Regions from separate parts of the Homo sapiens genome. Here region 2 is linked to region 1. The links are chromatin loops, found by intact Hi-C in ENCODE. Cell type or tissue: gastrocnemius medialis. All regions are shown on one strand. Each heading gives the region's core, and the rest is flanking DNA. Links, peaks and the distances in the headings are about the cores only.

What was found. A loop is a pair of places that touch in the nucleus more often than their neighbours do. Peaks named below come from ENCODE experiments on the same cell type or tissue, not always from the same donor. Only the 100,000 strongest peaks of a DNase experiment are listed, where the experiment ranks them.
Region 2: it touches region 1 in a loop (5-fold over the local background); 16 of 110 quality-filtered maps call a loop at or near these places.

What each region holds. Positions count from the first base shown.
Region 1 is chr12:105,416,467-105,426,386 of GRCh38, reverse strand. LOC105369956 (a long non-coding RNA gene) reads left to right here. Exons shown (of 3, transcript XR_945297.3): 3 at 1-62. Among named protein-coding and RNA genes, the nearest start is that of C12orf75, 91 kb to the right of the region's middle. In gastrocnemius medialis, for the core only: a CTCF peak has its summit at 5,561 (motif pointing left); a DNase peak (open chromatin) is centred at 5,526; H3K27ac peaks cover 453 bases.
Region 2 is chr12:106,276,915-106,289,219 of GRCh38, reverse strand. It overlaps the pseudogene RNU7-94P. Among named protein-coding and RNA genes, the nearest start is that of TCP11L2, 20 kb to the left of the region's middle. RefSeq lists an enhancer at 495-789. In gastrocnemius medialis, for the core only: a CTCF peak has its summit at 6,634 (motif pointing right); a DNase peak (open chromatin) is centred at 6,673.

The DNA.
Region 1 (9,920 bases), core at 3,394-8,393:
AGTCCTTCTTACCCAATATTAAGGCAGTACAGGGCAGTTAAGAAGAGCTTACAGTTAGACTCACTGCTCTGAGGCTCAGTTTCCTTATTTATAAAGTCAATGTAATATTCTCTCCCTTTAAGGTTGAATGAAATAATCTACATAAAGTGCTCAGTATGGGGCTTGTCTCCTGGGGGCTCCCATCTGCCATGAATATCTCAACATTGTGGTTGGCCAAAAATATTAGACCACCCTCCCTTCATAGCATTAAGGATGCTTAACTCAACTTGTACACTCCTTGGATGCTTTGCACTGCCATGTCCAGTGTCTACCTCTGAAACCAAGCCAGTTTCCCCAGCCCACATCATATTGGCTGAGGGGTCAAAGCCCTTGTTTCTCTCTGGCTGGCTGAGAGCCCAGCATGCCTGCTCCTGTTTCCCCACTTTAGAGTAGTGCTATTAGGTAGAATTTCCTAGGATGATGTAACTGTGCTGTCCAAAGTGGAAGACACTAGCTACAAGTGGCTACTGGGCACTTGAAATGTAGTTAGTACAATTAAGGACTAAAAATTTTAATTATTTTTTATTTAAATCACCACATGTGGCTGTGGCTAGTGACTGTCATATTGGACAGAACAGGTATGCAGTATGGTCAACCAGGTGTGTTCCCTGTCTCTCTGAGTCCTTATATCACCCTATACGGGGTTGCTTAGCCACTCACAGTAAAGTCCTGCCCCACAGGTAACTCACCACATACCCGTTGGCTCCTATAGATGAGCCTGTGATGGCATCTAGTGCATTCGCCTCGGTATTGAGAAATACACCTCCCAGGTAACAACCCCTGTAGGGGTCACTGGAAGGTAAAGAGGAAACAGACGAGCAATCCAGCAGTGGGACTGCAGCAGTCAGAGCTGAGAAGGGGTGTATATAATTACATATCCCAGAGCCAGAGAGGATTAGAAGTGCTACAGAAGTGAATGTCAGGCAATATGATATTCCACAGGTGTGAAAGTAGCGTTTCTACAGAGTTGGCCAACACTCTCTAAATCAAAAATATCTGCTGCCGAATGGGGGGAGAAAGAAAGTGAAGTGAATCATAAACTAGAGTCAAATGGGATAGGAGAGACAGTACAGAGTAGTCAGCCCAGCAGATCATACAAACCTGACTGCCCACACCTTGCTCCAAAGGTTGAGTCCTTTATCAAAGGGACGTGTGATTTAAATTGAAATAATACGTTTAAAAAAAATGATTTTAGGCCCGGCGTGGTGGCTCACGCCTGTAATCCCAACACTTTGGGAGGCTGACGCAGGCAGATCACAAGGTCAGGAGATGGAGACCATCCTGGCTAACACGGTTAAACTCCGTCTCTACCAAAAAATACAAAAAAAATAGCAGGGCGTGGTGGCAGGCACCTGTAGTCCCAGCTACTCGGGAGGCTGAGGCAGGAGGATGGCGTGAACCTGGGAGGCGGAGCTTGCACTGAGCCGAGATCACACCACTGCACTCCAGCCTGAGTGACAGAGCGAGACTCCATCACAAAAAAAAAAAAAGATTTTACAGATGAGGAAGCTGAGGCTTAGGAAGGTTATTTACTCAAGTTCATGCAGTTTATAAGACTTATAACTGTGGGATTCCAGATTTTCATCCTCAGTGATCCAGAATTCACAAGGGAGGTGAGGAGGTCATTTTATTGATCCGAGCATCAAGTGAGAATAAAAATGGATATGGAATCAAGGCCATTTTAGTACCTGCTGGGATGCGTGGGACCCAAGAGCAGAAGGGAAGGATTCAGGAATGAGGATCTTATTTAAGGATCCAGATGATAAGCTGGGTTTTTGATGTGTTGATCTGTAGGTTGCACTGCAATAACTAATTCAAAATGATCAAAAGTCGTTGGAAACGCAGGACTAAAACTATGACGAGAAGTTGGAACTGGAGATAGAAGCATCAATTGAGGAATTGTTGCAAAGCGTACAAAATCTCAAAAGAACAAAGAGAAAGCAGCAATAGCCAAAGAATTGCCAGAGAGGAGACACTGACAGAAAACTGACATTCCCCAGCATGCGCCACTTTTGCTAGGTAGTTGTACCAATCTTTATTTCACCTCATTATCCACACGACAAACGTGTCAGAGAGATATGAGAGCAAACACTTTCCTTTTTCCTTTAAACAAATATTCTCTTTTTCTAGCAACTTCTCACAGGCTGGGGTTGGGGATTCTCTTCTCCAACCTGTGGTGGAAACACATCCAGGGGAGACCACATCCGGGGCAAGGGCAAGTCATGTGACCTAGGCTGAGCCAATAAATGCCTCCCATTTCCCTCGTCACAGTGATTGGTTGAGGGATAGGCACAAGACCCAATCAGCTTCAGCGAGACCCAGTGAGGCTTCCGCTAGGAATGTGTGGACGGAGTCTGGCTGGCTTTCCTTTAGAATTCAAGCCTGAGATGTGTGGGGAATGGAGCAAATGTAACTGTCCTTCTACCATTTGAAACCTGAGATTGGAGTCAAAACTAAGGAATTGCAGCAGAAAGGAAGAAATTGGGTCCTCTGGTGACTATTGAGTCATGAATCAAAATATGCCTAAAGTGAGAACCCACAACCTTTCCACTCACGTGAGCCAGGAAATTCTGTTTGGGATGAGTTTTCTAGTATTTGCAGCAGAAGAATCCCTACCTGATGCAGAAATGACCCACATTTTCCAGCTGAGGCAAATAGAGGCCTCAGGAGATTAGCTAACTTGCCCAAGTTCACACAAATAACTAAGACAAAATTTGAAGCCACTTTGTTTCACCTTGAAAAGCTGGTGAGGAAGACAAACTGGATTTTTAACTGACTGCAATATGACAAACATATGTGAAAAAAGAAAGACACAATAGGAAAATGGAGTGAAAGAAGGGCAGAGAGTGAAGGACAGTGTAATTGAGGTACAAGTTTCAATGACATCTGAAGATTATGAAAATCTGGGGTTTTCCTGGTGCCCCATCTCTCCCAGTGACTCAGTAAGATAGGAAATGAAGGCTAACTCTGATTACCTAGTTGACTATTTTAAACTCCAGCCATTTATAGAGCACTAATTAGAAATCATTTCAAGCAAAACATCTGTTCATTGATTTGCTGAAACATCAATATTGGCTGTCTATGAGAATAATTTGCATTTCATTGCTAAGGAAAAAACATTAGTACCTGGAAACCAAAGAAAGCAAATCTAGACCCACGAAGATCCTCAGTTTTTTTCAGAAGGCAAACCACCATGAATTATTCTAATTATTTGACCTTTTCACTCCAGAATAATCCAAAGCGAGCACCTGCAAAGGGAGTGGGGTGAAGTATCGAGTTCATAGAAGCCCTCAACAGGTATTCTATTTTTGAGGTTCCATATTTTCAAATTTATACCAATTTTGCATTCTTCTTCATAAATACATTTGTTTCCATGTAAAAGCATTTTAGGTATTTATCAACTACTTATTTCAACAAATCTACTAGTGAAATGTATTCTCTGACTGCATGCACCCCATGTGTCTTGCGACTTCTCACACATTAAGAACACCAACACCCCAGGTGTTACAGATTAGAGAAACTGGGATAACAGTGGCACAAAACAATGGGTCTCTGCTTGCTGCTTGCCAGCACCTGTTCTGAGTGTTTTTCATATATTAACTCATTGAGAAAACTGAGTCACAAAAGACTAAGTTGCTTGCCCAAAGTCACAAAAATTGTGAGGGGTAGAGTTAAGATTTGAATGCAATATCTGGCTCCTGACCACGAGGCTATATGCCTCTCAAGTTCCTCAATTTTTGACATAAAACATTACCTGTCATCTGAGGACTATAATAAAGAGTGTGTTAGAACACTCTGCTACACTATGCTATGTTATACTATCTTATACCAGACTATAGCATATTATTCTACACTATACTGCACTATGCTATGCTACACTATATGATACTGTGCCTCACTATATTATGCTACACTGTACTACACTATGCTGTATTATACTATACCACACTATATGATAAGTAGGCACAGACTTTGGGGGTGACTTGTTAGTATCTGTCAAAATTCTACATGCTCACCCCTGAAACCTGGCAACCCCATTTTTAGGATCCATCCTAGTGAAAGACTTGCAGAAATGGACGAGGCACACACAGGCACCCTTGCCACACTGCTTTTTAAAGGGGAAAATTCAAAAAGTCTAAATAGCCTTTGACACTGGAATTCTTTCATTCTAGACATTCCTACAGTGGATTGCCATTGTAGCATTAAAGAACAAGGTCAATGTTTATGTGTGGCATGGAAAACTCTCTAAGGTACAGGATTAAGTGAAAAGGGCAAGTTACAGAAAGATATGTACAGAATGAGGCAGGGATTTAGACATTTAGGTTGAAAACAACATAAACTGTATTTTTGTACATGAAGCAGACTCCATGACAAAGAGCAGTAGGGATTTCAGTGTTTGACGATGGTTAATGGTGGCCCAAGAGACACCTAATTAGGAGACTAGATAGTAGACATTGCAGTTATTCACCAGAAGCAAAAAGAGTGACAGGCACACTGGGGGTGTAAGAAAATGCCCCCCTTTATCCAAGATGCTTAAGAAACTAGAAGAATGTCCTGCAGGATAGCATAGGGGCAAATCAAAAAGGACTTTGAGGGGATGTGGCATGGAATACAGACTGATGATAATCCCTGGCCTGGCCCTTTGCTCTGACTGTTCAAAAGGTTGTCTGCATCCCACAGAGAGATGAATCGCGTGGCTTAAAGTCGCCCAGCTATACCTGTAATCCCAGCACTTTGGGGGGCCAAGGCAGGCAGATCACAAGATCAGGAGTTCGAGACCAGCCTGGGCCAACGTAGCGAAACCCCATCTCTATTAAAAATACAAAAAATTAGTCAGGCGTGGTGGCTCATGCCTGTAATCCCAGCTACTCGGGAGGCTGAGGCAGGAGAATCACTTGAACCCAGGAAGCGGAGGTTGCAGTGAGCGGAGATGGCGCCATTGCACTCCAGCCTGGGCCACAGTGCGAGACTCTGACTTGAAAAAAAAAAAAATCACCCAGCTACATAGGGACTGAGCTGGTATTACATACCAGATGCCTGTAACTCCAAAGCACTCCACTTTCAATTCACTCAGCTCTAAACTGTTGATCTTTAAGTTGCTTTCCAGGTGTTTTCAAAGAGTGTCTTGATCTCTGACACAAATTGTATAAACAAACTAGGGCCCAGGCCACCAGACTCCAGGGGCTCCTAAGACATGTCCAAAGAGAGCAGGTGTGTCATTTTCTATGAGAAGTTTTGGTTTCCATGTTCACCTTAAATTGTGCATAGGATTTTTATTTGAAATTATTGATATTTTTCTCCATTCTGTTTCATTGCAGCCACCCACCAATAAATAATATTTTTAAAAATATTACCTATTCTACATGCTCTCCACATCTCTTCTGGCACATTTTGTCACTTAGTCACTCTGCTGTGCTTTGTACACCTTGTTTCTTTCTGCTCTGAACTTGAAAGGCCCAGAAACAGCATTGGCCCAGAGGCAAATCAGATTGCTGTGGGGATACTGCCCTCTGCAGGCCACTGCTATGCATTTCCCTTTATCCTTAAGGATACAGGCCATCAGTAATAGCTGTTACATTCTGACTTCTTCATGGATTATCTCATTTAGTTTTCACAATATCCCTCCTGAGGTTAAGAACTATTATTATCTCCAGTTTTTGCAGAAGAAACCTGAGTCCCAGAGGGGTTAGGTAACTTGTTCAAGATCACACAGCTAACAAGTAGCAGAAACAGGATTTGAACCTAAGCCATCTCTCTCCAGAATCTATCCTGCCAACCACTATAGCAGACTTCCCAGAGGGAAGGTAACTGCCCATTTTTGAGCAGCTGTATCATGACAGGCATCTTACATACAATACCTCATTTAATCCATCTGTCAGCCAAAGGTAAGTAAATTAACTCAAAAAAACTAATTGACTTACCTGTGAACCCGTGGCTGGTAAGTCAGGTCTTTCTGAGTCCAAAGCATTGGCTTCGTCCACGTGGTTCTCATGCAGGTGCACTGCTCAGCTCTTCTTTTCAGAGAGCATTGGCCAAGGGTGCAATTGACTGACAGCCAGCAGCTGTGTGCCTTTAGAATCACTGTGGCATTTGCACCAAGGCCACCATCTCCCTGAATTCTCCCAGCCATGAGTGAGCATGAGGGAGGATTAGAGCCAGGCCACATCTGCCCAGGATAGGCCTCCTGGATGGAACCTGTGCCTGGAGCCTGCCCCTGGGCCTGAGGAGGCCCTCTCAGAGCCGCACTGTAGTCCTAGCTCTCCTCCCTAAGTCCTCCTGCCTGCCTGCCCCCACTTTGCCGGTAGCAGGTGGCATTGTGGTCTGAGGATCTCCCACCCATTCCTGCTCCCTCCTCCTTTATCTTTCATAGGTAATTTAGCATCCTGGGCACTGATCTTACCCTCATGTTGCTCACATCAAAAGATTAAGATTAGTCATGAACATCAGCAACTGTGTGGCAGATGTCGAGGGAGAAGCCTGGAGTCTGTATTCAGATCGGGACACAGTCCTGCATCTGCCATCTGGTACAAGTTCTTTCTCAGTCACCCAGCCACTGTTTCCACCTCTATAAATGGAGCCCAGTAGAGCACCACAGGCCACATGCTTTGACAGCTAACAAAGCTTTGGGCAGACCTAGGTTCAACTCCTGGCTAGATAAACTCATGAGGGATTTCGCTTCTCCACACTTCAGTTTCTTCATCTGTATAACAGGCACACTAACACACATCTTGTGGTTCTGCTGTGACAATTAAGAGTGGTATATATGTGGCTGGGCACAGTGGCTCATGCCTTTAATCCTAGCACTTTGGGAGGCCAAGGCAGGCAGGCCACCTGAGGTCAGGAGTTACAGACCAGCCTGGTCAACATGGTGAAACCCCATCTCTACTAAAAATACAAAAATTAGCCTGGTGAAGTAGCACATGTCTGTAGTCCCAGCTACTCAGGAGGCTGAGACAGGGAGAATAACTTGAACCTGGGAGGCAGAGGTTACCGTGAGCCAAGATCGGGCCATTGCACTCCAGCCTGGGAAAAATAGTAAGACTCCTTCTCAGAAAAAAAAAAAGAGTGACATATATGTAAAGAATCTTCATAGAAAATATGAAATGCAGGGCAGCTATTTGCCAAATTCTTTTCATAGGAATAAGAAAAGATCATATATGGGGAAGTGCTTTGTAAGGAATACTAGCCAGACAGAGGTTAGTTATTGCTATAATTATAAATGCTGCAAGAAGGAATGGAATTAAGCAGTCTGGAATTCAAAGGAGGGGGAGATTTCACAGCACTAGGGAAAGAGGAGTCGGGCGTTGGAAAGGCAGAGGTGGTGTCCAGATGTGGGGACCAGCAAAGGCAAGAAAGCACAGCGCCTGCCGGCAAATCGCTCTGGGGCTGCATTCCCTCAGGGTCCTACTGGAAGAGCACAAATGCATCTGACGAAGGCACCCAGGGCAGCGTGTTAATGGAAGGAATGTGTGGAGGAGGTAGGAGAAGTGCCTCAGCTATCTCAGGCCTCAGGCAGTTTAACAGGGAGTTTATCATCACAAGGAGACACAAGATGCAGAAGAGCATCCAAGACACTGCAGGATAGCTATGGGAGTTCCAAGGGTACCTGCCCAGGAGATGGGGGCATGAAGAGCAGATTCCCTTAGACCGCAAGGAGAAATGAACATAGCCCAGGCAGAGGACAGCCACAGGCAGGGAGGCAGCAGCTCTTCATATTTGGATCCCACTTTTCCACAAGTGTTCACAGACATCTGCCTGGCTACCATGACACTGAGGCGGGACTAGAAAGATGGCCGCCCCTTCAGCAAGCTCATCCCACGCCCCTTCCCACTCCATCTGGGTGGGGCTGATGTTGCCCATGCAGCTGGGATGGAATTTAAGATTCATGACACTGGCATTCCTATGTGGAGGCTCTGGGGCAGGGCAGGGCCATGCTGAGCCCACATCCAGCATTTTTCACACGTCCCTACCCTGGTCTCCACATTCCTGACTGCACACACATACTTGTGCACGTGACCACTTCACCACCTTTTTAGTGAGCACAGCTGACTCTTTCCACTGTTGGGAGGTATTCATGTGTGGGGTAAATTGAATAAATGACAAGTATCACTATTTCCAGTGGCTCAGTTAAGTTCCATTACCTTATGAGTGAACACAAGGCTCTCAATTCCCTGGTTCTTAAGAATGACCCAGTACAAAGTAACTGGTTGAAAACCCCCTCATTTATTAGCTGTGTGCCAGGGTCACGATGCTTAGCACAGTGAAACTAATGATGTCTGCCTCACAACGCTGATGTGAGAATTAAATGTAGGTAATGTAGGTAAGCTTCAACCACCCTTAGCACCACCAAGTCTTGAGGAAATGCTGCTGAAATTCACAAAATGTTTGGGGTGTGTGGATTTCTTGGGAATGGCAGCCAGAGACTGCGCTGTCTTTAACATCCTAGAGGCAACAAGCAGTATAACAGAAACAGTAAAAAGATACATTTTGTAGATGTGATTAGCCTCTGCAATAGCAGACACACACCAAGGGCCATTGAGTCTAAGGAGACAAGAGACTGGCAGTGACGTCAGAAAAATGCAGAGAGCCTGGTAACATGGAAGGTCACCTACTTGCTGCCCCTCTACCTTTACCCACCCCTGCCTAGAAAAGGGGTGGTACTAAAGATGCCACTGGGACAGTACTCAGCTGGGGAGACACTGAGTGCTACTTGATCTGGCAGGGGAACTTTAATGGAAGAAATTCTTCCCAGGACTTTGGAAGGACTGTGTTCTGATAGCCAGTTTACTAAGGAAGGATGTGAGACCCAGAGCAAGGCAAGGGTGTATTCTGGGCTATTTGACAAGTGGACAAGTTCCTGGTCATGGATTGGACCCTTCTCATGTCTAGCTTTCTATGTGTCCAAGGGGTAAAGGTCAAATTTGATGGTCAACTTGGCCAGGCTATGGTGCCCAGTTGTTTGGTCAAGCACTAAACTGGATGTTGCTGCAAAGGTATGTTATAGATGTGATTAGCATCTCCAATCATTTGACTCTAAGTAAAGGAGATGACTTTCCATAATGTAGTTGGGCCTCATCCAATCAGTTGAAGACCTTAAGAGCATAGAAAGAGATTTCTTGAAGAAGAAATTCTACCTCAAGACTGTAACATGGAAATCCTGCCTGAGTGTCCAGCATGCCAGTCTGCCCTGCAAATTTCAGGCTCAAGGCCTGGACATCAACTGTTGCCTGAGTGTCCGCCTACCACTGCCCTAAAATTTTAGATTTCCCATCCCCCACAATCACATGAACAAATTCCTTAAAATAAATCTTAGTGCATGGAGATGTAGACTCTCTTGGTTCTGTTTTTCTGGAGAATCCTGACTGATCCACAGGGTAGTTATTTTTTACCCTTTTTTTTAAATTTAATTTTTTTTTTTTTTTAGATGAAGTTTCATTCTCATTGCCCAGCCTGGAGTGCAACAGCGCAATCTCAGCTCACTGCAACCTCTGCCTCCCGGGTTCAAGCGATTCTCCTGCCTCAGCCTCCCAAGTAGCTGGGATTAGAGGCATGCACCAGCAAGCCCAGCTAATTTTATACTTTTTTTAGTAAAGATGGGGTTTCTCCACGTTGGTCAGGCTGGTCTCAAGCTCAGGTGATCCACCCGCCTCAGCCTCCCTAAGTGCTGGGATTACAGGTGTGAGCCACCATGCCCGTCCTTTAAATATAACTTTTAAGATCAGGGGTTCATGCGCAGGTTTGTTATATAAGTAAACCTGTGTCATGGTGGCTTGTTGTACAGATTATTTTGTCACCCAGGTATTAAGGTTGGTGCCCATTAGTTATTTTTCCTGATCCTCTCCCTCCTCACACCCTGCAACCTCCAAAAGGCCCCAGAGTTG
Region 2 (12,305 bases), core at 3,765-8,764, 860 kb before region 1:
ATCTCTGCTCCACAATGTCTGGGACCTGACCTAGAAGACTTGAAAGTGGAGGGTAAGAGTCACTGGAAAATCTCCACACTTGTGGTGGTGGTTGATGCTGGGAAGACTCCAGTAGCTGGGCCTCTGAGGCATCTCTCCATCTCGCTATGTGGCCTTTCCACGTAGTCTCTGCAGCCCAGTAGCTTCAGGGTAGCTGGAATTCTCACACATGGGTTCCCAAAGCACATGTTATGAGAGCATGCCAGGTAGAAGTTGTATCACCTTTTCTAGCCTGGCTTCAGAAGTTGTGAAGTGTCATTTCCACTACATTCTCTTAATTAGAAGCCTGTCATTAGAGTCGGCTCATATTCGAAGGGAGGGGCATTAGACTTTACCTTTTGTAGGAAGTGTCAAAGAATTTGCAGACATGCTTTAAAACTACAGTGGTTCCCCCTTATCTGTGGTTTCGCTTTACAAGTTTTCAGTTACTTGCTGTCTACTGCAGTCTGAAACTATTAAATGGAAAATTCCAGAAATAAACAATTCATAAGTTTTAAATTGTGTGCCATTCTGCGGAGCATGATGAAATCTCGCCCCATCTTGCTCCAACCCGACCAAAACATGAATCATCCCTTTGTCTAGCATATCCATGCTGTGTACACTACATGTGAGTCACTCAGTAACCCATTAGATTGACTGTGGCAGTATTGCAGTACTTGCGTTCAAGTAACCTTTATTTTACTTAATAATGGCCCCAAAGCACAAGAGTAGTGATCCTCACATATTGTTATAATTATTCTATTTGATTACTAATTATTGTTGTCAATCTTTTACTGTACCTTATTTATAAATTAAACTTTTTCATAGGTATGTATGTACAGGAAAAAACATAGTCTGTATAGGGTTTGGTGCTATCCATGGTTTCAGGCATCCATTAGGGGTCTTGGAATGTATCTGCCACAGATTAGGAAAGACTACATACCACAAAACCCCACCATTATTTGTCACACTTTAGGAATGCTAAAACACTTATTGATACCTAAATTTGGGGTCCTGGTTTTACTTATACACTACTCTTTTCTCACGGTATCTTTCACCCCATAAATCTATCTATCTCCCAAATTTCTACTTGCCATTTAAGATTCAGCTCAGATGCTACCATGCAACCTGTATCATAACCTTCCACGGCTCCACCTTTGGAAGTAATTATGCCCTTCTCTGTACTCCCCACAGACCTCAGTTTCAATTTCCCCTGGGTGACCTGAATACATATTTGTTGAATGGATAAATAGAATAGGATAATAAAATCTTAGGTGTGAAAGTGACATTAAGTGCTACTGAGAACATCCTTTTTGAGTTTATTTATTTCTATTCATGTCTGTTCCTCCTTTAGATTTTTAGTGTCTGGAAGGCAGGGACCAAATTTCACTCACCTCTGTAACCACCCCCCAGCCCAACCTTTAGTTCTTCCAGCAGTGATTTGGCCTAGTAGGTCTTCAAAGAAAGTCAGTTAAAGGAAGAAACCTACCTCCCAACACACACACCCCCTGCAATGCACATTTGACTAATTTGCTATTTCTTTACTAATCAGGTAATATTTGGTTTGAGGCAGGTTGGAACAGTTCGAAGAAATGATCTCCAAATGCTCTAAGAGCATAAAATGCTCTTAAACCACAAGAAGCCACAGGTCAGAATTAATAGTCTTTGTTATGGCTACCTTCCCACCAACAGCCACTTTTCTGGAGAAGATTGATGCTATTGTTTTAAACAGACCTGTGAAGGGTCACAGGTTGTAGCCTCATTCTCAGCCACCCTTCCTAGCCCCTTACCTGTCTTATTTTCTCTTCTGCAAAAGCAGAAATTTCTGGGCCACAGCAAGCAGATGAATCAAGATCATTTTGTGTATAGTCGATATCAGCACTTAAAAAAGCAACCCACTGTTGAGCAATTTATGATTTTTTTTTTTTTTGAGATGGCATCTCCCTTTGCTGCCCAGGCTGGAGTGTAGTGGCACGATCTTGGCTCCCTACAATCTTTGCCTCCCGGGTTCAAGCGATTCTCCTGCCTCAGTCTCCCGAGTAGCCGGAATTACAGATGCCCGCCACCATTCCCGGCTAATTTTTGTATTTTTAGTAGAGACAGGATTTCACCATGTTGGCTGGGCTGGTCTCGAACTCCTGGGCTCAAGTGATCCACCCACCTCAGCCTCCCAGTGTTGAGATCACAGGCATGAGCCATTGTGCCCAGCCCAATGTATGATTTATAAACAAACGACGTCCCAGTAATTATCAGGGATTCTTGGCAAGAATACCTAGTTGCACATAGGAAACTTAGTTCCTTAGGTGGCTCATAAAACACGATTCAAACAATAATGTCTTTGAAATACCAAATAGTTAAGCTGGGCGTGATGGCTCATGCCTGTAATCCCAGCACTTTGGGAGGCTGAGGTGGGTGGATCATGAGGTGAGGAGTTCGAGACCAGCCTGCCCAACATAGTGAAACCCCATCTCTACTAAAAATACAAAAATTATCCAGGCATGGTGGTGCGTGCCTGTAATCCCAGCTACTCGGGAGGCTGAGGCAAAAGAATCATTTGAACCTGGGAGGCGGAGGTTGCAGTGAGCTGAGATCGTGCCACTGCCTTCCAGCCTGGGCGACAGAATGAGACTCCGTCTCAAAAAAAAAAGAAATACCCAGTAGTTGCAATGAAAAAAAAAATGATACAATGCCAGTAATTAAACAAACCTGAAAAACAGTGAATATAGTTTTTCTAAAGAACTTCTTCAGCATGTTGATGTTTGGGGGGAAAAGCAAACTGAAGGAAAGAAAAATAAGAACATAGTTGGAGAATTTGGAAGTATATTTACTAAAGACTGACCCCATCCATGATTTGGATAATTAATTTACCTGGTTCATTTTTACATCTAACTCAGATTTTCAACTCATGTTTTACTCCTGGTCTCAGTCCACACAACCTTGTGAGTAGAAAATGAGGTCATACTTCCTTTTTGTATTCAAATTATGATGGCATGAGTGCATACCAGCTGTATTGCTGGAAATCAGTCTTCTTTAAACCATCCCGCAGTTAGTTCTGAGCACTCATGCATGTCTCTGAGTTTACAAACACTGCATGCCATTAACCTTGTTTGTCCTCTCTTACTCGGATTATCGCGTGTGCAGGTTTGCTGTGCATAGAGATGCTTAGACACCTTTGCCACTATGAGCCATAGGACAGCCAAGACTCATGGCAGACAATCTCTGGATACTTCCATAGCTTCCAAACTTGTGCTGGGCTCAATGCAGAAGTGGGAGGCAAGTCCTCTCCCTGACCCTGTACACACTCCTGTTTGCTTATGCTTGGAGCATCGTGATGTCTTCCTTAATCAGTTCTAACATAGTTTAGCCTCCTGGAGACAGCTCTGTTAGTGCCTAGCCCAAGAACTTTGGCAGTTATCAGATTATTAATCAGACATGGCTTTGTGAAAAATTATATATATGTGTGTGTATATATATATAGTGTGTATATAATATATAAATATATATTATATATAAAATATATACTATAAAAATATATATAATAAAATAAAATATATATAAATATATTATATATTATATATAAACATATATATACACACACACACATATTTAAATCAGGGGACTGAAAAGATTAGATGGAAGCAAGGCTTTCCCAAAAATATGAGAATTAGAGGAGTAGAGAAAAGGAAGAAGAGGCTTTAAAAGGGTGTGTGTCTGTGTGTGAATGTTCTTGCTAGGCCATGGAGTGAGGTAGAGTCAGTCAGATTGTCATTAATTCATTCAGAAAATATTTATTGAGCACCTACTAGGTGCCAAGCAGTGCTTAAATCTGGAGAACCCAAGAGTGATCAACACAGGAAAAGTCCTTGTCCTCAGGGAGCTCACATTTTAGTAGGGTAGGCAGGCAGCACAGAAACCAAGAAATTGATCCACGTGATAATTTCATGTATGACAAATACTATGACAACAGAGAGGGGCTTGGGGGCCTATTTTTTTAGGTAGCTTGGTCAGGTAAGGCTGCAACGCTGAAGTTACATTTGAGCAGAAATCTAAACAAAGCGAGGGCGTTAGCCTGCAGATGTCTGGGGAAAGAATGTTCTAGGTAGCAGGAATGGCAGGTGCAAAGGCTGGAATAGAAGAAACTGGCATCCTAAAGGAACCAGCAGGGGCAAGTGTCGCTGAAGCATGGCGAGTAAGGAAGAAGTTTGGCAGGAGAAGCTGGAGCTAACCCAGGGCCAGATCATGCGGTATCTGTAAGTGACAGGAAATGATTGGAGGGAAATGACAGGACGTGATAACTCTTTTAAAAGAATCACCCTGGCTGCTGTAAGGAGACCAGTTGGAAAGATGTGGCAGCGATTCAGGCTGGAGATGAGGGTGGTTGAGCTGGGGTTGTGCAGGTGGCCTTGTCCCTGTGGACAGAGCGTGCCCTTGAACAGCAGTTGCATGTTGATCCTTTTGAATCACATCCTGGGGGTACACTTTGAGGTGCAGCTTTCTGACTCTCATGCTTGACAATGAGAATGAGATTAGCTGGAGTGGAAACAATTGACGGGTATGTGACAAAGAACATAGTGTCATTAGAGGCTCTCAGGAAAACCCTCAAATGGAAACTAAGACTGTGGCATCTCCTTGTAATTATTTTTCCTTGCCAAGGGAACAGATGGGATGACTGGATGACAAAGACTGCTCTTAAGGAACGCATGCCAAGGTGGCTCTCTCAGTTTACTTTCAGCTTCAAGGAACAGAAATCCAATCTAAACTGGCTTCCACAGTGAGGAAATCACCTCACATAACTGGAAGTGCAGGATTCAACCGGGAAGTTCAACTGGGATTCTGCTCGCTTGAATATTTTTATGTGCATCTCTTTATAGACAGAGCCCCCTAACCTGCTTGACATTTTCTTTTTTTCCTAACACTTGTCTTCTAGCATATGATGCAGTGTATTTACTTATTCTGTTTATTAGTGCTGTATTGTTTATTCTCACTAGAATTAAGCTCCATGAGTGCAGGGATCATTGTTTTGTTCACTAATGGATCCCAAGTGTCTAGAAAAGTGCCTGACACTTAATAAATGTTTGTTGAATGAAAGAGTAAAAGGGTGAAACATCTTCCCTTGGATTCCAAATGAGGAAAAAGGAGGGTCACCATGATCCTACAATTTCTCCCGTGGGGAATTCGATAAAAGGAAACTCTCCATTTATTGGAACAATTTCCTTATGGCCCCCAAAGGAACAAGACTATAAGCTGCAAACCAAACCCCTTTGTCATTTGTTCCCCAACCACTAATTGAGGAATACCAGGTTCAGGATGGTTCAAATGACCTTCAGGTTTGCCCAAGTGGTGGATGTTAGTTGGCAATGTATTTGATCAAGATTAAAGAGTGTGTGGTTCCTGGTTGGGCACGGTGGCTCACACCTGTAATCCCAGCACTTTGGGAGACCGAGGTGGGCAGATCACCTGAGGTCGGGCGTTCAAGACCAGCCTGACCAATATGGAAAAACCCCGTCTCTACTAAAAATACAAAATTAGCCGGCGTAGTGGCGCATGCCTGTAATCCTAGCTACTCTGGAGGCTGAGGCAGGAGAATCGCTTGAACCCAGGAGGCAGAGGTTGTGGTGAGCCAAGATCACGCCATTGCACTCCAGCCTGGGCAACAACAAGAGTGAAATTCCGTCTAAAAAAAAAAAAAAAAACAAAAATAGAGTGTGTGGTTCCTTTGACTGGTCTCAGCCCCTGAACTTTATGCCTTGACAACAGCATTCCTAACTCTGGCGGGCCCTACACACATGGAAAAAAGAAGCATGCAGTGCCACTCCCTTGAGACTGTGGATGTAGTTAGTTCTTTTTCTTTCAATATCTGCCTATTAACCTTACTTTACTATGTTCTGGGCACTGTGGAAGACGCTGGAGAGAGGATAATGACCAAGAGACGGTTCTGGTCCTCAAGCTTAGTGATGGGGTTCAGGGAGGCAGCCAGTTTAGCACAGGAGACAAACATATAAACAGATAATTATAATCAAACGTTATGGGTTTGGCATTAGAGGTATAGTGGGAAGAGTGATCAACTCCATGTGAGGGAAAAGGCAAAACTGCAGGGAGTGGGGGGGGGGCGTCTGTTAAGTAGGGTTCTAAAAGCTGAATAGGAGTTTGCCTGGCAAACATGGAATGGGAGTGGGCAGAGTGATACTCCAGGGAGAGAAAATAGCAGGTGGCAGTGTTACAGCTCTTTTACAATTTGTGTGGCAGGTTTCCCGGTTTTTACCAGAAAAATCTAAAGAAAAGAAAACAACAGGTACAAATATATGGATGTGGGAAGCAGCACTGTGTGTTTAACGAACTACAATTGGTTATGTATTGCTAGGGTACAAAGTGCTAGGAGGAGAAAATTGAGGCTGGAGAGGTGGGCAAGGGTCAAAGTATTCCTGCTTTGTATACTCTGCTTAGAGGTCTATGTTTGTTTTAGGTGACGCGTTTTCATCATGAGAGTGAGAAGATCAGATTTGTATTTAGAAAGATCACTCTGGCTGCCAGGGACAAGATGGATTTGAGAAGGGCAAGCTAGAGACCAGGAGATTCTAGAGAGAAAAATACTAAACCTAGGTAATATCTCACATTGACCACCAGGTGGAGCAAGTAGGCCAGGACAGCTCGGTTGCAGGCTGCTGGGGTAAGGAGGAAGGATAGGGTAGGAGAAAGCGCCAGCATGGGACTGATTCATAAGTTGGGTGTTCATAACTCTGGGAAGATCTGTAGTGAAGCACAAACAAGAGGCTACCTAAATGTCCACAAATAGAGGACCCACTAAATATCACAAAGCATTCACACACTGAATTCCCAGGCTCCAGCGAGGTAGATCTGTACGTATACACATGAAAACAAGCCCAGGTGAAAAAAGCAAGTTATAAAATACTGTGTACACTATGACCCTGTTGCGTAAATGTCTAGAAAGATGATCATAACATTAATATCAGTGGTAACTTTTGGAGAGCATTTTGGAGCTATTGAGTGTGTGTGTGTGTGTGTGTGTGTGTGTGTATTTGTCTTGGTCTGTTTGGGCTACTAGAATAAAATACCAGAGAATTAGTGACTTATAAATGCTAGAAGCTTATTTGTCACAGTTCTGGAGGCTGAGAAGTCCAAGATTTGGCAACCGGTGAGGGCAACTTCCTGGTTCATAGAGGGCACCTGCTTGTCGTGTCCTCACATAGCAGAAGGGCTGATGAGTCTCTTTTATAAGGGCACTAATCCCACTCATGAGGACTCCATCCTCTTGACCTAATTATTTCCCAAAGGTCCCAACTCCAAATATCACCTAGGGGGTTAGGAATTCAACATATGCATTTTCGGAGAACATAAGCGTTTAGTCCTTTGCAGTGTGTGTGTGTGTGTGTGTGTGTGTGTGTGTGTGTGTTGAATTTTGTCAAAATATAGTTGACATACAGTATGCTGGATATATTTAAAGTGCGCAGTTTAATACATTTTGACAAATGTATACACCTGTGAAGCCATTGCCACAATCACAATAATGAATATATCCATCACCCCCAAAGGTGTCTTTACTGCCCTTGAAAACCCTCCCTATCATCCTTTTCTGTCCTCCATCCCCAGGCAATGGCTGGTCTGCTTTCTGTCACTAACAGTTTGCATTTTCTAGAGTTGTATATAAATAGGATCATTCAGTATGTACTATTTTTGGCCTTGTGTCTTTCATTCAGCAATATTAATTTGAGGTTCATCCACATCGTTAAGGGTATAAATAATTAATTCATTTTAGTTGCTAAATAGCATTACATTGTATGGCTGTATCACAATTTGCTTATCCATTTATCTGCTGATAGACATTTGGATTGTTGAGGGTTTGGGGCTATTATGAATAATGCTTCTCTGAACATTTGTGTTCCAGTCTTTGTATTTGCACATGTTTTCATTTATCTTGTGTAAATATGTACCTAGGAGTGGAATGGCTAGGTCATATGGCAGGTATACGTTTAATTTTGTAAGAAACTGCCAAACTGTTTTCCAAAGCAGTTTTACCATTTTACATCCCAGCAGCTGTATGTGAGTATTCCAGTTTTCCTATATACTTGCCAATATCTGGCATGGTCAGACTTTTAAATTTTAGGTCTTCCAATGGGAAATTTTTATTTCTTTAATGACTGATGATGATGTACATTTTTTCATATGCTTATTTGCCATCCATAGATCTTCTTTGGTTAAGTGTCTATGCAAATTTTTGTTGGCCATTGACATTTACATTTTACTTTATACTTCCATAAAGTTATACCATTTTTACAATGACCATATGTCTCTTTTATATTTAAAAACATCAATTTAAAATATCTCAACCCAGAAGACATCAATAACTATGATTTGAACTTTAAACTTACTAGCAGTATATTATGCTAAGGTGAAGGCAAATCTTGATTATATCATTAAAAGATAAAACATTTGATTTTAACATCTGGTTTCAAATTATTAGAAATAACCTCAAAACCAATGCAATTTTTATTTCCATAGATTATTACGTTTGAGAGATATCATGAGTTTAGACTCAAATGAACCTGGCTTCAAATTCCAGCTCTTTTACTTATCAGCTGTGCAATCTTCGGCAAATTCATTTTTGAAATCATCAAGAAGCAAGGCCAAAAATAGTACACATTGAATGGTTCTATTTATATATAATTCTAGAAAATGCAAGAGCTTCTTCCATTTTCTTCTTTTAGAAATCTGACATATCATTTACTGCATAGGTTCATTTTGAGGTTTAAATTGATATTATATTTAACCAGTCAGCGCAACAACTAGCATGTAGTATGTACTCTACAAATATTAGAGCTTCTATGACAAGACAGTTTGATTGTCTTGGCAACCAAATTGCTGCATGCTCAAAATTCAAGCTAGTCGGTGAAATACAGCACAGTCACAGTATTTTGTAAAGGAACTGTTGAAACCGTTGTCAAGGCAGGCAACATCCTTTGTGATAACAGAGATCTCTCCCTTACCCCATTTATTTTTAAAGACTCTGAAAGAAAAGCTCTGGTTTGCGTTTGGTTTTGAGGAAACAAACAAACAAACAAACAAAAACAGGTACAGGAAACTTAGGTTGAAATGGACTTTTTGAGCATCTAGCACATATTGGCTTTCTTTGTAGAACCCTCAGTATCTTCTGTTGCTCAAGCCACCAAATGATCTTGCAGATGCTCATGGTACCCTGCAGGATGGTTCAGAGGTAGTACAGAGCTACTGTTTTACATGTTTCAAATTGGAGTTATTGTCAAGTTAGTGTTATTTGGGATAGTGTCATTCATAAATGCTGTATATTACATAATGCAGTGGAAGAATCATGGCAGTAACAGGGGCAGGAGGCAGAGAAATTCTAGGGGGACAGGGGTGGGTCCCCAGTGAAACCTCACCTTCAAGCCAAAAAAACAGCCTGAAACCCATGGCCCAGAGTGAGAACTTCTATTCCTGTTTGTCTGCTCTTTCCCAATTGGTTCTTTCTGAATAATGCCTTTTAACCAATCAAATGTTGCCTTTTCCAGTACTACCTATGGCCTGTCTCACCCCCATCCTGTGCCTATAAAAACCCCAGATTCAGCCACAATGACAGAGACAACCTGACTTTGGGGAAGAGACGACTTGACTTCGGGGAAGATAAGCTGATCTTCTCATCCCCTCTCCAGCTCTCTCTCTGCTGAGAGCTGTTTTTGTTGCTCAATAAAATTCTCCGCTGTCATTACCCTTCAATTGTCAGCGTGACCTCGTTTTTCTTGGATGCTAGACAAGAGCTCAGGACCCACCAAGTGCAGGTACCCAGAAAGGCGGTCACAGTGGCCCTTTGCCCTCACTGGCGGAGGGCAGCCACCCCATGAGATGGGGCCAGGGGCCGACTGAGCTGCTAACATGCCACCATCTGTCAGGCTGTGGATGGCATAATTAAAAGAGCTAATTATCCCACTAACACCCACTCTGGGGCTTTGGGGTTGCAGGCATCCCAGCCTGGGCACCACCACATTTCCCTTGGGGTGACATGCCTGGTCTGGGCACAGGCCCCGCACAGAGCTTGCTCCTGTGTTGGTGCTCAGAGTGGCTGGCTGAACCCCACACTCACTCACTCATGTGCTTCCTCCTGCAAGGGGCTGAGCGTGGTGGGCTGAGTAGACGGGGTGCCCCTTGCTTCTAGTCCAGCAAAGGAGCCGAGAAGAATCCTTCATCAGCAGCTACACCCAAAATGAAGCTTTTGAAAGGGAGACATGAGGAACACCAGCTGAACACATGGCTAAAGAAAGGGAATCAAGACAGCTGCATGTCAGGCCCTTGAATTTCTAAGGGGTCCCAATCTACAGGCTGTCCCATCCCCTCGAGCCCCATGGTTATTTGCCCCTGTCTCTATTATAGCATCAATGACCTGGCATGAGGGTTGCTTGTTCCATAAGCTGCGAGTTCCTAAGGAACTTAAGGTTTAAGTTCTTAAGGATTGTTGCTTGCGTGTTTTTCACTTTTCTATATGACTAGCATCTGGCACAAAGCAAATGCTCAATAAAGTTTATATATTTAAATATAACAGAAAAGGATAAAAAATGTTTGCTATCCACAAACAGCTGCCTTGTAAGAAGAGTATGTTCTGCATCAATAAAAAGTCTTTTTATTCAACGGGGCACCTGGGAGCATTAGGAGCTGAGTCTAGAGGTTGGGGCTTGCATGAGTGGAGAGAATTTGGAGTTCAAGTATAGCAGACCATGGGGAGGGAGGGTCAGTGGGGATCCAGTGAGACACTACATAGAGCAAAGCGGCCATAATACATCTTCAGGGCCTGGTGGCCAAAGAGTTTTATTTTGTTTCATTTCGTTTTTACAAGGATGTGTCAAAGTTCATGTTGAAGTTCTTTGAATTTCAGCAGAGTAAACCTCTCCTTGGGGCTCCAATAACTTCAGTAAATTCTGCACATTTGAATTACTTTGTAAGTGTGGGCTTTCCATAGAAACCAAAGAAGGGGTTGAGTTTTCATCTGGGTCAGAGACAGAAAGGTGAGACTTTTCATGAATGAAGTAGCTTGGTAGAGTGTTAGGAGTTGGAGGCAGAAGAGGCTATAACAAAATAAACTTAAGAAAGCAAACTCCTGGGGTATTTGGGGGAAATCTTGGGTAAGGCATTTAAACATCCCCCTAGGACATGAATTTGTAAGTTTCTACCTCATTTTATGTATGATGTAGTGAGACTGCAGCTGACATCTAGTATACAGCAGGAAGGAAAGTGGGTAAAAAAATGTAGAAAGAATACAGTGAGGGGAAGATGTCCTTCCCACTGTTGATGAAAAGAGCCAGACATCGTAAAATATTTGAAGAGGTTTATTCTGATCCAAATATGAGGCCCATGGCCCATGACACAGCCTCAGGAGATCCTGAGAATATGTGCCAAAGATGATTGGGTTACAGCTTGGTTTTATACATTTTTAGAGAGACAGAAGTTACAGGCAAAGCCATAAATCAATATATGTAAGGTATACATTGGTTGAGCCTGGAAAGGCAGGACATCTTGAAGATCTTGAAAGTGGGGTGACTTCCAGATCATAGATAGATTAAAGATTTTCTGATTGGCAATTGGTTGAAAGAATTAAACTATGCCTGAAGAGTTGAAGTTGGCATAAAGAAATGCTTGCGTTAAGATAAGGGGAGTGGTGGAAGCCAAATTCTTGTCATGTAGATGAAACCTCTAAGTAACAGGTTTCAGAAATAACAGATGATAAATGTCTCTTATTAGACCTTACAAGGTGTCAGATTCTCAAGTAAAGAACTAGTAAGGGAAGGAGATTCTCTGCAGAATGCAAATTTCTCCTACTGGAGATTGCTTCTCAGGGCCATTCCAAAATATGACAAGGAATATATTGTGGGGTAAAATACTTTAATTTCCTTCAGGGCCTGCTATCTGTCATGTGATGCTATCTATACCAGAGTCAGGTTGGAGCTGGGTATCTTGTTCCTACAAAGAGTTTGTTGAGTTTGTTGGGTATCTTGTTCCTACCAAGAGATCAGTCTTATGATCTCTGTTTTAATGTTAATGCTGGTCGGTTGGGCCTAAACTCCAAAGAGAGGAGGGTACAGCAGGCATGTCTGACTCCACCTTCTTGTCATGGCCTCAACTAGTTTTTCAGGTTTCTTTGGGATCCCCCTCGCCAACAGAGGTTCCATTCAGTCAGTTGGGAAACCCTCAGGCTTTCTGGTTATTTGATAGCCTAAATCCTATATAAAAGAAAAGAGAGCCAACAACATAGGACAATGTAATAATGA